Linked DNA regions of Homo sapiens: region 1 is linked to region 2. The links are chromatin contacts, found by POLR2A ChIA-PET in ENCODE. All regions are on one chromosome and are shown on one strand. The core of a region is the stretch at or near the end of the contact, and the rest is flanking DNA. Distances in the headings are between cores, read along the strand shown.

Region 1 (6,091 bases), core at 1,158-3,657, 3.8 Mb after region 2:
AAGAGTCACATCCAGTATTCAGACACAGGATGGGAATAATTCCAAAATGCATGTTCTTGCTGCAAAGTAGACTCATGGGAGTGATTACAAATACGTCTTTGTTGTTGCACTGAGGAACATTAACCCAAACTTGATGTTACATTGTGTCTTCATGAATAATCAATTCTACACAGAATCATTTCCATGAGAAAATAAGCCCATGAAAACCGGCTATGCTTACCTTGTTAGGTGGGTCATTGGAGTGGTCCTGAGCTGGAGAAGCAAAAGAAGAGTTAGCGATCCATGGAAATGCAAAGCTGACTTCAGGTGATTCTAGCTGAAGGAGGTGGCAGTTGGAGGGTGGGGAGTTTAAGGATCAGTTAAGGAATTTACTTCCCTCAGAGTGTATGGTCCAGACCCAGCATGTTAGTACCAGAGAGGGGGCAGGGGCAGAACCACAGGAGGCCACAATCCACTTGTGAAGAGTTCTACCAGTTCACAAGGCCTTGATTTTTGCCCAGATGTGTTTCTCAGCAACATGCTCCAGTGGCAAGGAGGGGCATTGAGACTTGTAGCACCCACAGCACCCACAAGATAAGGAAAGTCTCACCAAGGGAGAGTGCCCACATCCGTAATAGAGGCAGGAGGCGGAAGGAGTAAGGCTGAGGAAATGGCTCCTGGAAACATGGGATCTTCCTCAGGCCTGCCTGGCCTAGGCAGAGTGAGCCTCTCTCCTCAGATGTGTCTCAGGGGACTCCTGTGGCTAGGAAGGGTGGGAAGACCTATGCCACCTTAGGGTTGGGAAATAGAGATCCTTTCTGTGAAAATTCAGAAGGGAGGGAGTGGTTTGGGAATCCAGGATTCCCTGCCAGGGGAGGGCACGTGGTGGAACATACCAGTTCTCACTGGGGTAAGTGGCTTTACTTACTGTGGTTGGAGACTGAGGGTTTGTGCTCTGTGAGATCACGCTGGTCGCTTGCCCTAAATAAATATCAGAAACTGTGACTGCTATTCCCAAGCACAGGATCTTTGTTCCGTAAGTTAGGAAGGACACTGTGAGCAGGTAATTCCTTAGAGTCCTTGATGTTCATACTGCCTTTCTTCTGAGGGCCTCGTTCTTCAGTCTAACTACAATCCCTTCTAGTGTTTACTCTTTTCCTGTTTGCTGGATGTTCACATTTCATTTCATTCTTTATCAGCTGCTTCTGTGCCTACTTCTATCCTTAAAACCTTTCCCATTTTGTTTTCCGGGGTAGATACTTTTTTTTTTTTCTCTATTTATTGTTCAAGAGGACTTTGGTTGTTTTTGCTTTCTCTTAGGTTCTCTTCCTATGCTATTTCTCCCTCCTCTTCCAATGTGGTCAACAGAGCACATGACTTGCTTTCTCCTGCTGCTTCTTTCATTTTTTCATTTGTTTTCCTTCTTAGACCTTGCTTTCCCTGACTAGGGGACAGAGGAACATACTTGAGTCTCTTCCTCTAGATTAGATGGGGATTGGAATACCCATGTCCAAGAGATAATGGGAGACAGGGAGCACGAAGACCAGGGAAGAGGAAACCTGTGGGAATTAGTGCCGAGAAGCAGGAGTTTAGTGGGAGGAGTATGAGATCCAGGCCCAGAGACAGGCAAAGAATTCTTTCCCTCTCCCAAGCATGGCAGTCAGCCTTGGAGGAAACAGAACAAGAGGAAAGGCCATCATACCTGCCGGTCTTCCCGAAATGCAGAAAACATGCCAGGGCTACTGCTATCAGAGCAACCAGGGCCACTACTCCAATCACAATGCCAGCAATGGCCCCAGGTGAGAGGCCATTTTCTTGTGGTAGAGCATTATCTGTCATGGAGAGAAAAGAGGAGAAGAAATGAAAGTGAAATTATTTTACAATGGGGGCTGGGAAACAACTCTCAGAATGAAGTAGTTTCTAATTGTTCCTTCAAGGAATACAGTTTCGTTGTGGGAAGGTTGCTGGAAGGTGATTAGCTAACTATATCCTTGCAATTTTTTTTTTTCAATCACCATGTTTCTTTTTTTCTTTTCTTTTTTTTTTTTGAGACAGAGTCTTGCTCTGTCTCTCAGGCTGGAGTGCAGTAGCATGATCTTGGCTCACTGCAACCTCCGCCTCCCAGGTTCAAGCGATTCTCCTGCCTCAGGCTGGACTACAGGCACGTGCCACCACACCTGGCTAATTTCTGTATTTTTTTAGTAGAGACGGGGTTTCACCATATTGGTCAGACTGGTCTTGAACTCCTGACCTCATGATCCGCCTGCCTCGGCCTCCCAAAGTGCTTGGATTATAGGCGTGAGCCACTGCGCCCAACCCCAGTCACCATGTTTCTAGGTTGATGATCTCTCTTCTGCCAATTCCACCCTGGCTTTTCTGCGCTCAGCCATTTTTAAGGCTTTGAAATATGAGAAAGGCTGATTGCTATTTTGTATGTGATTAGAACTTTCCACCTTTTTCGTGGTTGCATCTTTTTCTCAGTGTCTCAGTTGTGGCAGTTGGTGCATTCTGAATTCACCACCTCTTTTGCATAGAGAACTGGCTTCCCACAGGCTCCCAGCAGGGGTATGAAAGCTAGCCCAGTTTTGTGTGACTGTTTTATTCTGAAGTGTGAATGGCTGGAGGACTCCCTGTCAGCCTTGCAGAAATGCTCTTAGAACTGCACTGCAGGCCGGGCGCGGTGGCTGACGCCTGTAATCCCAGAACTTTGGGAGGCTGAGGCGGGTGGATCACGAGGTCAGGAGTTCAAGACCAGCCTGGCCAAGATGGTGAAACCCTATCTCTACTAAAAATACAAAATTTAGCTGGGTGCGGTGGCAGGTGCCTATAATCCCAGCTACTTGAGAGGCTGAGGCAGGAGAATCGCTTGAACCCGGGGGGCAGAGGTTTCAGTGAGCCGAGATCACACTACTGCACTCAAGCCTGGGCAACAGAGTGAGACTCTGTCTCAAAAAACAAACAAACAAAAACTGCACTTCAATCTAAAACTTCCTTCCTCTCTTTCTCTTCCACAGGAATCAGATCTGCATCATGGTCTGAGGTTCCTCTCACTCTCGCCTTACTTTCCCTCACAGGCATTTTCCCCAATAAATTATCTCGTATGTTTAATCCCATCTTCACTGTATCTCAGTAGATGGAAACTAACATACCAGGCTTGAGACTTTGCTTTACCTCCTTTTTTCCCCCTTTCCCATATTTGATCATAGCCATGTCCCAGTGGGTTTCTTGTATAATGCTTCTCCCTCCATATATATATATATATATATATATAATATATAAATAATACCTTTTGCATCTATTTCTTCTTCTTCTTTTTTTTTTTTTTTTTTTTTGAGGCAGGTTCTCACTCTATCACCCAGGCTGGAGTGCAGTGGCACAATCATGGCTCATTGTAGCCTCTTGGGATCAAGTGATCCTCCCACCTCAGTCTCCTCAGTAGCTGAGACTATAAGCACATGCCACCACACCTGGCTAATTTTTTTCTTTCTTTTTTTTTTTTTTGAGACCGAGTTTTGCTCTTGTTGCCTAGGCTAGAGTGCAATGGCGTGATCTCGGCTCACTGCAACCTCTGCCTCCCAGGTTCAAGCGATTCTCCTACCTCAGCCTCCTGAATTGCTGGGATTACAGGCATGCGCCACCACGCCTGGCTAATTTTGTATTTTTAGTAGAGACGGGGTTTCTCCATCCTGGTCAGGCTGGTCTTGAACTCCCGACCTCAGGTGACCCGCCTGCCTCAACCTCCCAAAGTGTTGGGATTACAGGCGTGAGCCACCACGCCCACCCACCTGGCTAATTAAAAAAAAATAATTTTTGTAGAGATAGGGTTCCACTATATTGCCTAGGCTGGTCTTGGATTCCTGGGCTCAAGAGATCCTCCAGCCTCGGCCTCCCAAATGTTGGGATTACAGGTGTGAGCCACTGTGTCTAGCCTATTTCTTGTTTATATCTGTTGCAACTATTTGGGGCTTAACCCTCACCAGTCAACTCAGGCTGGTGACTAATGCTATGTTAGCTACTTTTGTGGAGTACTTCCTGTGTGCCAGGCCCTGTGCTGCTAAATGCTTTACATGTATCTTATTTGATCCATAAAATAGTGCTGTCAGGTAGACATTATTTCCATTTTAAACATGAAAAAATGGAAGCTTAGAGTGGTAAAAGGCTTACCTAAAGTCAGATGGCTAGTGAGAGGTGGATCTGAGATTTGACCCTAGGACTACCTGATTTCAAGGCTAATGATAATAGTAGTAGTAATAGCAGCTAACATTTATGAAACATTTCCTCTGTGTGTGGTGTTTTGCTGAAGGTTTATTATTACATTAAATCTTTAAAATAACACTATGGGGCCAGGCGTGGTGGCTCACACCTGTAATCTCAGCACTTTGGGAAACAGATGGGAGGATTGCTTGAGCCCAGGAGTTCGAGTCCAGCCTGGGTAACATGGTGAGATTCTGTCTCTCTGAAAACAAAAATAAAAATAAATTAGCCAGATGTGGTAGTATGTACTACTTAGGAGGCTAAGGTGAGGGAATTGCTTGAGCCCAGGAGGTTGAGGCTGCAGTGAGCTGTGTTTGCACCACTGCACTCCAGTCTGGGTGACAGAGTGACACCCTGTCTCAAAAACAAAACAAAAACCCCAAACCCGTGCAATACTATGGAGCAGGCATTCACAGTGCAATTTTCGGTTGAGGAATCCGAGGCTCAGAGTAGTTAAGAATCTTGTGCAAGAAAGAAATTTATAACTGTAGGCCAGGTACAGTGGTGTATGACTGTAATCCCAGCAATTTGGGAGGCTGAGGCAGGTGTATCACTTGAGCTCAGGAATTTGAGACCAGCTGGGCAAGATGGTGAAACCCTGTCTCTACAAAAAATTACAAAAATTAGCCGGAGGTGGTAGTGCTTGTCTGTAGTTTCAGCTACCCAGGAGGCTGAAGCAGGAGGATTGCTTGAACCCGGGAAGTTGAGGCTGTGGTGAGCCATGATCAGCCTCGGTGACAGAGTGAGAACCTGTCTCAAACCGAAAAAAAAAAGTTGTTCTTCAAAAAAGATCACTATAATTGACAACTGTTAATTAGATTGACTAAGAAAGAAAGAAGATTCAAATTACTAAAGTCAGAAATGAAAGTAAAACATTACTACTAATTCTGCAGAAATAATAAGGATTATAAGAGTACTATGAGTAATTGAATGCCAACAAATTGGATAACCTGGATGAAATGAACAAATTCCTAGAAACACAAAACCTGCCATGATAGAATCATGAATAAATAGAAAATCTGAATAGACCTATAACCAGTAATGAAAATGAGTCGATAAAAGCATTTGACAAAATTCAACATTCTTTCATGCTAAAAAACACTGAAACTAGGAATAGAAGGAAATTCTCAACATAATAAATGCTACATGTGAAAACCCCCAGCTACCATCATAGTCAATGGTGAAAGATTGAAAACTTTTCCTTTAAGATCAAGAACAAGACAAGGATGCCTGCTTTTGCCATTTCTATTCAATGTAGTATTGGAAGACCTAGACAGAACAATTAGGCAAGAAAAAAAAAGCATCTAGATTGGAAAGAAGTAAAATTATACCTGTTTGCAGAATACACTAACTTATATATAGAAAACCCTAGAGATTCCACAAAAAAACTGTTAGAATAATAAATTTAGCAAAGTGGCAGGATACAAAATCCACATGCAAAAATCAGTTGTATTTTTGTATACTAATAACAATTCAAAGGAAAATTAAGAAAAAAATTCTATTTATAAGAGCTTTAAAAATACTTAGAAATAAACTTAACCAAAGAGGTGAAAGATTTGTACCCTGAAAATACAAAACATTGCCAAAAGAAATTAAATAAGACATAAATTGAAAAGACACCCCATTTTCATGGATTAGAAGACTTAATATTGTTAAGATGACAGTACTACCCAAAGTGATCTACAGATTCAGTGCAATCTCTATCAAAATTCCAGTAATATTTTTTGCAGAAATAGAAAAATTCATTCTAAAATTTATATAGACTCTGAAGGGACCATGGATAGCCAAAGCAATCTTGAAAAAGAACAAAGTTGAAGGGCTCACACTTCCTGGTTTCAAAATTTTTTACAAAGCTATG
Region 2 (6,838 bases), core at 3,931-6,430:
CAGTTCGTGCAAGTAAGGTAGGGGCAGAAATCATCCAGGAGAACTCCAGCCTCCATCCTAAAGGATTAGACTGCCTAGCATCAGTAGGTTTACCATAGAAGGATTCAGTGGAGATAGCGAGGGTGGTGAGTGTTGCTGGATTGAGCCCGTCCCTGCAGCCTGGGCACGGGAGCACTGCAGTGCCATGAAGGAGAGGGCTGGGGGATATTAGCACAGCCGGTTCCTATTTCCTTTTCCACCTGGTTAAGACTTCCGGGGAGGCCCTGCCCAGCAGTCCTTATGAGATGCTGCCTTCCTCTTTTTTGAAAGGCATAGATGATAAGGAGGTGGACATGTTTTGAGAAGAGAACCTAGAGCTCATTACTTGTATTTGAGGCATGTATTGCTTCACTCCCACTTTGGGAGAGTTTTTTCTGGGGAAGTTAAAGGCTATTCAGGATCAGAGAGTTTCCTGCATGGTCCCAGGGGCTGGGAGGAGCCACCTGCTCAGCTGGTGGTTAGCTGATAGCACCCAGCCTACCCACCAAGATAGGAGGCAGCTCAGATGTCACTGGGATTCGCAGTACCACAGGCTGTCCCTGGGCCCAAGCAGTTAGCTAGCTGCACCCCGGGAGGGGGTGTTGAGAGCACTGAAGCTCCTGTGGGAGAGTGCCTTTGACATCCCCCACTCCCCACTGCCCAGAACTAGGAGGTAGTGAAAGGTGTCAGTGGCAAGAAGGCTGGGCCAGAGCATGGAGGGAGGCCGACCTGGGCTCCACACCCACCTCCTCCACCACCGGCTGGCTGTGCGACCCTGGGCAGGTGGCGGGGGTTAAGCCTCAGTGTCCTTCTTTGAAAAGGGGCATCATCCTATCCTCAGTTTGAGGATTAGACGTGATAGTGCGCAGGAAGCACTCTGGTGCCTGGTACATTGTAAGTGCTCAATAAATGCAGCTTCCCAAAATGATTTCAATGGCACATGGTCCTGCATCCAGGTGGGATCTGCTACTTGAGTCTCCCCCTCAAAGGGGCCTGCTGAAATACGCAGCTCAGTGGGAAACCAAAACATACACCCCTTTCCTCCAGTGCTCCCCAGGAAGCGCCAAGTCCTGAGCCCAGCCAGCAACTTCGAAGAAGTGCCCTCCAACAAGTGGCAGTGGGCACTTGAGCAAGTGACTTAACGCAGCCCTCTCCCCAGCCCCTGCATCCATCTGGGCCTCATTATCTGGGAGGTGGCTTCTTGTTTCAGAGTTACAGGCCCTGAACAATTTTGTGTTGGGATGTGCCATAGGCAGTGCCAGGAAGGTTCTTTCATGAGTAATTTAACTTGTTACTAAGTTTGCTATCAGCCGGGGGGCTCTTTCCCCGGGTTCCCTTCTTTCCCTGGGTCCCCTTCCCCGCAAAGCAAAGTCCAACTCAAGTTAGAAACATCCCACAGCCTGGAGTCAGGCTGCCCTCTCTTCAGTTGGTGTGTGATGTAGAAGCAGGAAGGGCTTCCCACTGATAACCCTAAAAATAACTGCCCAGAAATGCTGTCAGATGGGGCCAAGAGGTGCACAGGAGCCTGTGCCCAGCTGCCGACCTGGAACGTGGGACTTTCTAGAGGGCTTGGAGGAGCCCTGCCCCTTCCAGGCCTCTTCCCAACAGTGCTTCTCACGCCTGCTGCTCCATTCCCTTTTCCTCCTTCCTCCCGCGCCCCCCCCTTTCCTGGGGTCACTTCCTGATGCCATTCTTCAACTTCGCCCCTGTCCCCCCCAAAAGCAATCAAATCCACAACCTAATAAGGCAAAAGAATGAGGAGAATGTCCGCCTCCCAGCCTCTCCCCTAACAGGGTGCAGGCCTGAAGCAAATTTGGAAAATGTTACAACGGAGTGACAACCGATGGGGGCTGGGGGTGGGGCGGTGCAGCCTTGTTCAGGAGCTGCCCATTGTTGGCCTGAGGCAGGACCCTAAGGGAAGGCCACCCGGTTTGCGCTTTCCTGATCAGGCTGTTGACACCCTTCTAGCACAAGAAAATGTATGGAAAGTAACTGCCTGAGTCAGCTGCATCTCCAGTTGTGGGATCCACGTGCCAGGAGAACACGAAGTACACACAGGTCCGCAGTGGGAGCCCGCTCGGAGACACCTCCCCGCCATCACGGCTGGGACTGTGCATATCCAAACACTTCTTGCCTCTGAGATGAGCAGTTTTCTTCCCCTTGACTGTGCCAGGGTTCAATTAGCCTGGGCATTAATTAAAACTTGTCAACACTTAGAGTGGGGCCCCCAGAAATCTGTCACCCCTCCTAGATCATTATCCCAGGCTAATCAACCCTCTCTAAGGCAGTTTCCATTCTTGACTTAGTGGGAGGGAGGAACAAGCCCCTCGGTGCTGGGGAGCTCTGGGGGAGGTAGGGACTGACTGGGCCCAACCCACTTTGTTTTGGAAGGTCAAGCTTAGTAATTAACCTGAATGCTTGGGGGAGGGGGTGAAGGAGAAAGAACTGAGTCTAGGGATGTGCCAGGTCTTTCAAATTGCTAATTATCAGCGAGCATGAGGTCATCCGTAAATATATCTAATTCTTTAGCTTGTAATTAAGGTGCTCATTAAAAGTGCAGGGAAGTCTTGTTTTCCTAAAAGGGGAAAAAAACAACAACACAAAAAGTCTTTGTTTTGACCTGACACGATGGCTCAGAACAGGGGGAGGACTCAAGGCACAGGACTAGTTTCCTGCCTTAAAGAGCCTTTACAGGAAATTGACTGCAAACAGTATTGGTGACCCTGCCAAGGAGGCAAACCTAGGGTGATGTCATTGTTCGAAGCTGTCACCGCCAAGCCTCTGGCCTTGGGGCGAGGAGAGTTGGTGGGATTAAAAAATGAGTGTGTGTATGTGTGTGTGTGTTTAGCAGTCTCTAAAGAGGCGAGTCAAGGGAAAATCCTAGCGGGAGAAAAATCACAAGGGGTGGGGGGTGTCTCAGAAATATTCTTAGCTGGGTTCAACTTTCCTCGTTTTTCTAAGTTTAAAAAATCCTCTCTTACTATTTTTGCTCATCAAAATGCTGCTGCTTTTTCAGAGACAGCCTTTTTTGAGCCATTCCCTATTTAGTGTTTTGGGTAATTGGCTGTTACAGTATGGAATTTGTGGCCCAAAGGCAGCGTGGTAAGTTAGACACTAGGTGCACGGTGCCCCATTGTTATGAAGTGTGGAAACTGAGACGCTGGACTAGTCTGATGTATCTGTTTCTTCCACCAAAAAAAAAAAAAAACCATTTTGGAGAACTACCCAATGCCAGTGACTTGGCATCTCTGAGTCGCTAATCTTCCCATGTGCCTCCAGGAACCGTCTGGAGCGTCCCTGAAAAAAGGACAAGGTTTGTATCTTGTCATTTTTCCTCTGGCTGGAAGTCTAAGAGGTATAAACACAGTCTTAAAATGAAAGCAACAAAAATAAACTCAAAGCAGCCCTGCGTGAAGGCATTAATGCAAAATATGCAAGCTGGCTTCCTATTTATACGGCGGAAGGCAGTCAGAAGAGCCAGGCCTGGTTAAGGAAGGAGTTATGTCTCTGGAGGTGCCTGTTCCTTAGAATTACAAATAAACCCTGGGTGATTACTCAGATGAGGTTGTAATGTGGTGTCTCATTTCATGCTTTGCACAGTCCAGTTTCTTGATGGAACCAACGGCCTCTGAAATGCTAATGCAGGATCAGGATACAGTTAGAGTGCCCCCCTTCCTGTGCCCCTCCTAACATCCTAACAGCTTTAGAAGGAAGTTTGAAGATTAAACAGGAGAGCCATGTAAGTTTCCTGTGATCCTAGATCCTGTGATTTGTTAATATTCTTTCTCTTCAATCCACCTGACATTTACCCAGATACCATATTAGGCTTGGAGATACAACAAGAAAGAAAACCAACCCAACCCTGTCCTTAAAGAAAAGATGGACGATGAAGGGCCAGGCGCAGTGGCTCACTCCTGTAATCCCAGCACTTTGGGAGGCCAAGGCGCACAGATCACGAGGTCGGGAGTTTGAGACCATCCTGGCCAACATGGTGATACCCCGTCTCTACTAAAATACAAAACATTAGCTGGGCATGGTGGTGCGCGCCTGTAGTCCCAGCTACTCAGGAGGCTGAGGCAGGGGAATTGCTTGAACCTGAGAGGCGGAGGTTGCAGTGAGCCGAGGTCGTGCCACTGCACTCCAGCCTGGCAAGAGAGTGAGACTCCATCGCAAAAAAAGAAAAAAGAAAAAAAGAAAAGATGGACAATGAATTGCATGATGGAAGTGAACAGTGTTAGGGCGATATGCAGATGTAAATGTGGTCTTGTTTTACTGCTCACTGACTTACTGAAGTAAACCCATTGACTTCGCCTTCATGGGTTTGAAAAGGGTTTTTCCAATGTGCTCTGTGTGTCTCGGAGCTCAGGTGTTCAGAGCTGCCTCCCTTATAAATCGACCTCCAGGAGAGTTGTGTGTTTGGTTCTTGGTGTATGGTTTCGTAGGCTCCCCAGGGCTGAGGAGTCACCTTGGGATCCAGCTTTTTTTCTTTTTTCGAGACAGTCTCTCCCTGTCGCCCAGGCTGAAATGCAGTGGTATGCACTTGGCTCACTGCAACCTCTGTCTCCTGGGTTCAAGCGATTCTCCTACCTCAGCCTCCCAACTAGCTGGGATTACAGACGCCTGCCACCGTGCCCAGCTAATTTTTGTATTTTTAGTAGAGACGGGGTTTCACCATGTTGGCCAGATTGGTCTCGAATTCCTGACCTCAGGTGATCCACTGCCTTGGCCTCCCAAAGTGCTGGGATTACAGGCGTGAGTCACCGCGCCCAGCCAAAATCCAGCTTTTTCTTAGTTCCTGGCTTGGGGCATGTTGCTGGAAAGGAATGACAGATTGAGGCAAGAAGGAGGCAAGAAGGATGCATCTCCTGGCCAAGGAAACTAGAGTTTGGAGGTGTCCCCTGTCAATGGCATCTGAAGAATTTCTACATTGGAAAGGCATAGGTGACCCAGTCTGGTTTGGAGTAGATGGGACTGGGTAGGGGACTAGTCTTGAAGCTGCAAGCATGCTGTTTTTACTTAGAGCACAGGTAGCTGGGGAGGAGATCACTGTGGTGTGGGTGGCAGAAGCCATCCCTAGCCATCACCTAGGAAGATGGTGGCCCTTGGGTTGCCCGAGCTGCTGCTTGTTTTAGTAGCTGCATTTGGTGCCACATTTTTGTGGTAACTGCCAGGAAGCGGAGCCCAGCGTGGCCTCAGGAAGTTGGTGAGGTTTGCACCACTTTTTAACAGGCTGGTAACAGTGCCGGAGCTGACACCCTCATGGTTGCAGCCCTGGGATTTTGTTATTTGGGGACACTTTGGAATATGTCACTCAGAATGCTGGCTCACTAGCTCCACAAGCAAAAGACTCCTTGGGTAGCTGGAAGCAAGCGTTGGGGGAAGGAGGGAGAGGCAATTGCAGTCCAGCCAAGAATCTCAAGGCTCAGTCTTCAATGTATGGAAACTTCAGTCCTTTTCTGATCTTTAGTGGAAATAGCTGTTCACTCTTAGCGCCAATTGGAAAGTGTTGGCAGCTGAAGGGGGTCGTTCCTCAGGGGTCCCCAGAGCCAGTGTATCTGGTATTTCTAACATTTTCCTAGCCACCCCTTTCTCCTCCATATGCCCCTCCCAGCCCCACCATTCAGATAGGGTGGCTGGAAAGAACATCTCCTAGGTCCTCTAGGAAACTTGGTGTTTCCACTCAAGGGAGTTGGGGATCACGTAACACCCTCCACTTCCACCTGGGATTTCAGGCCATCTGTGGGAGTGCAAGAGCATGGTGGGGTGGAGGTCACAGGAAGGTGGAAGCAAAGCCAGGGCAGCTCCACATGCAGCCCCCTTTCAGGAACAGCAAGGATAGGCCGGCCTGTATCTTGTTGCTCAGAGCAGGTGATCCTGTCATTTGGACCCTTGTGAGGAGAATGGATGTGAGTGTGCACCTGGTTCTCTTCTCCTGGGGCTGAGGGACTGTGGTCTTGGATTATCACATGGTAGGTGAGGTGACAAAATGGAGGGAAGTAGCCTGGGTGGGGACTGGGGTGGCCACTGCAGAGCTCTAGCTGATGGTGGCCAGGTGGGAATGGGGACCTGGGACTTCACGAAGCTGGAAATGGAGAGTTTTATGGGGCATTTCATTCAACTTAAAAACCTGGCCGGGTACAGTGGCTCACGCCTGTAATCCCAGCACTTTGGGAGGCTGAGGAGGGTGGATCACGAGGTCAGGAGATTGAGACCATCCTGGCCAACATGGTGAAACCCCATCTCTACTAAAAATACAAAAATTAGCTGAGCGTGGTGGCTTGTGCTTGTAATCCCAGCTACTCGGGAGGCTGAGGCAGGAGAATCCCTTGAACCAGGGCGTCGGAGGTTGCAGTGAGCTGAGATGTCGCCATTGCACTCCAGCCTGGTGACAGAGCAATACTCCAACTTAAAAAAAAAAAAAAAAACCTGCAGGCCATACAAAATAGGGCCTATTGGGTGTGAAGAGCTACCCATTTGTGACCCCTAACCTTGCATGGTCTTGACCCTGTCTCTGCCTCTCCTCTAGTCTCCCCTTTCCTCTTGTCTGAATTGCTGCTGCTTAATCCTCTCACTAGGAGCGAGAAAATTGTACTTTGCCCCTTAGTGACAGCTCTGATAAAAGGTGGTTGAAGTGGATGGTAGTAAAAAGGGTTTGCTTTAGCTGTGGTTTTCCAGCCTCCGGACTCCTCCCCCTTTCCCATCACCATAGATAATTAAGAGTTGACTCCTCAAAATTCCTCCCACCATATTGCATATTTTTAGGCTTCAGGTTTTTGTGAACCAAAATAGTGGAAAGTTTTTTTGTTTGTTTGTTTTGGGT

The links. ChIA-PET counts read pairs that join two places held with the same protein, here RNA polymerase II (POLR2A).
Region 1: POLR2A ChIA-PET joins it to region 2 with 10 read pairs in activated naive CD4-positive, alpha-beta T cell. The contact joins two enhancer-like sites. POLR2A ChIA-PET finds 5 or more read pairs at or near these places in 2 of 52 experiments (HEK293T and activated naive CD4-positive, alpha-beta T cell).

The regions. Positions count from the first base shown.
Region 1 is chr19:42,510,669-42,516,759 of GRCh38, forward strand. CEACAM1 (CEA cell adhesion molecule 1) reads right to left here. Exons shown (of 9, transcript NM_001712.5): 6 at 1,682-1,811; 7 at 908-960; 8 at 221-252. All of the region lies in intron 2 of LIPE-AS1 (LIPE antisense RNA 1), which reads left to right. Among named protein-coding and RNA genes, the nearest start is that of CEACAM1, 15 kb to the right of the region's middle. RefSeq lists an enhancer at 1,729-1,918. Within about 2 kb of position 2,408, at least 2 of the 41 ENCODE cell types and tissues checked have a DNase peak (open chromatin) inside an H3K27ac peak, as active enhancers do.
Region 2 is chr19:38,664,496-38,671,333 of GRCh38, forward strand. All of the region lies in intron 1 of ACTN4 (actinin alpha 4), which reads left to right. Among named protein-coding and RNA genes, the nearest start is that of ACTN4, 20 kb to the left of the region's middle. RefSeq lists enhancers at 594-1,283, 1,284-1,973, 1,614-1,908, 1,974-2,663, 3,502-3,581 and silencers at 1,614-1,908, 2,234-2,528. Within about 2 kb of position 5,181, at least 5 of the 41 ENCODE cell types and tissues checked have a DNase peak (open chromatin) inside an H3K27ac peak, as active enhancers do.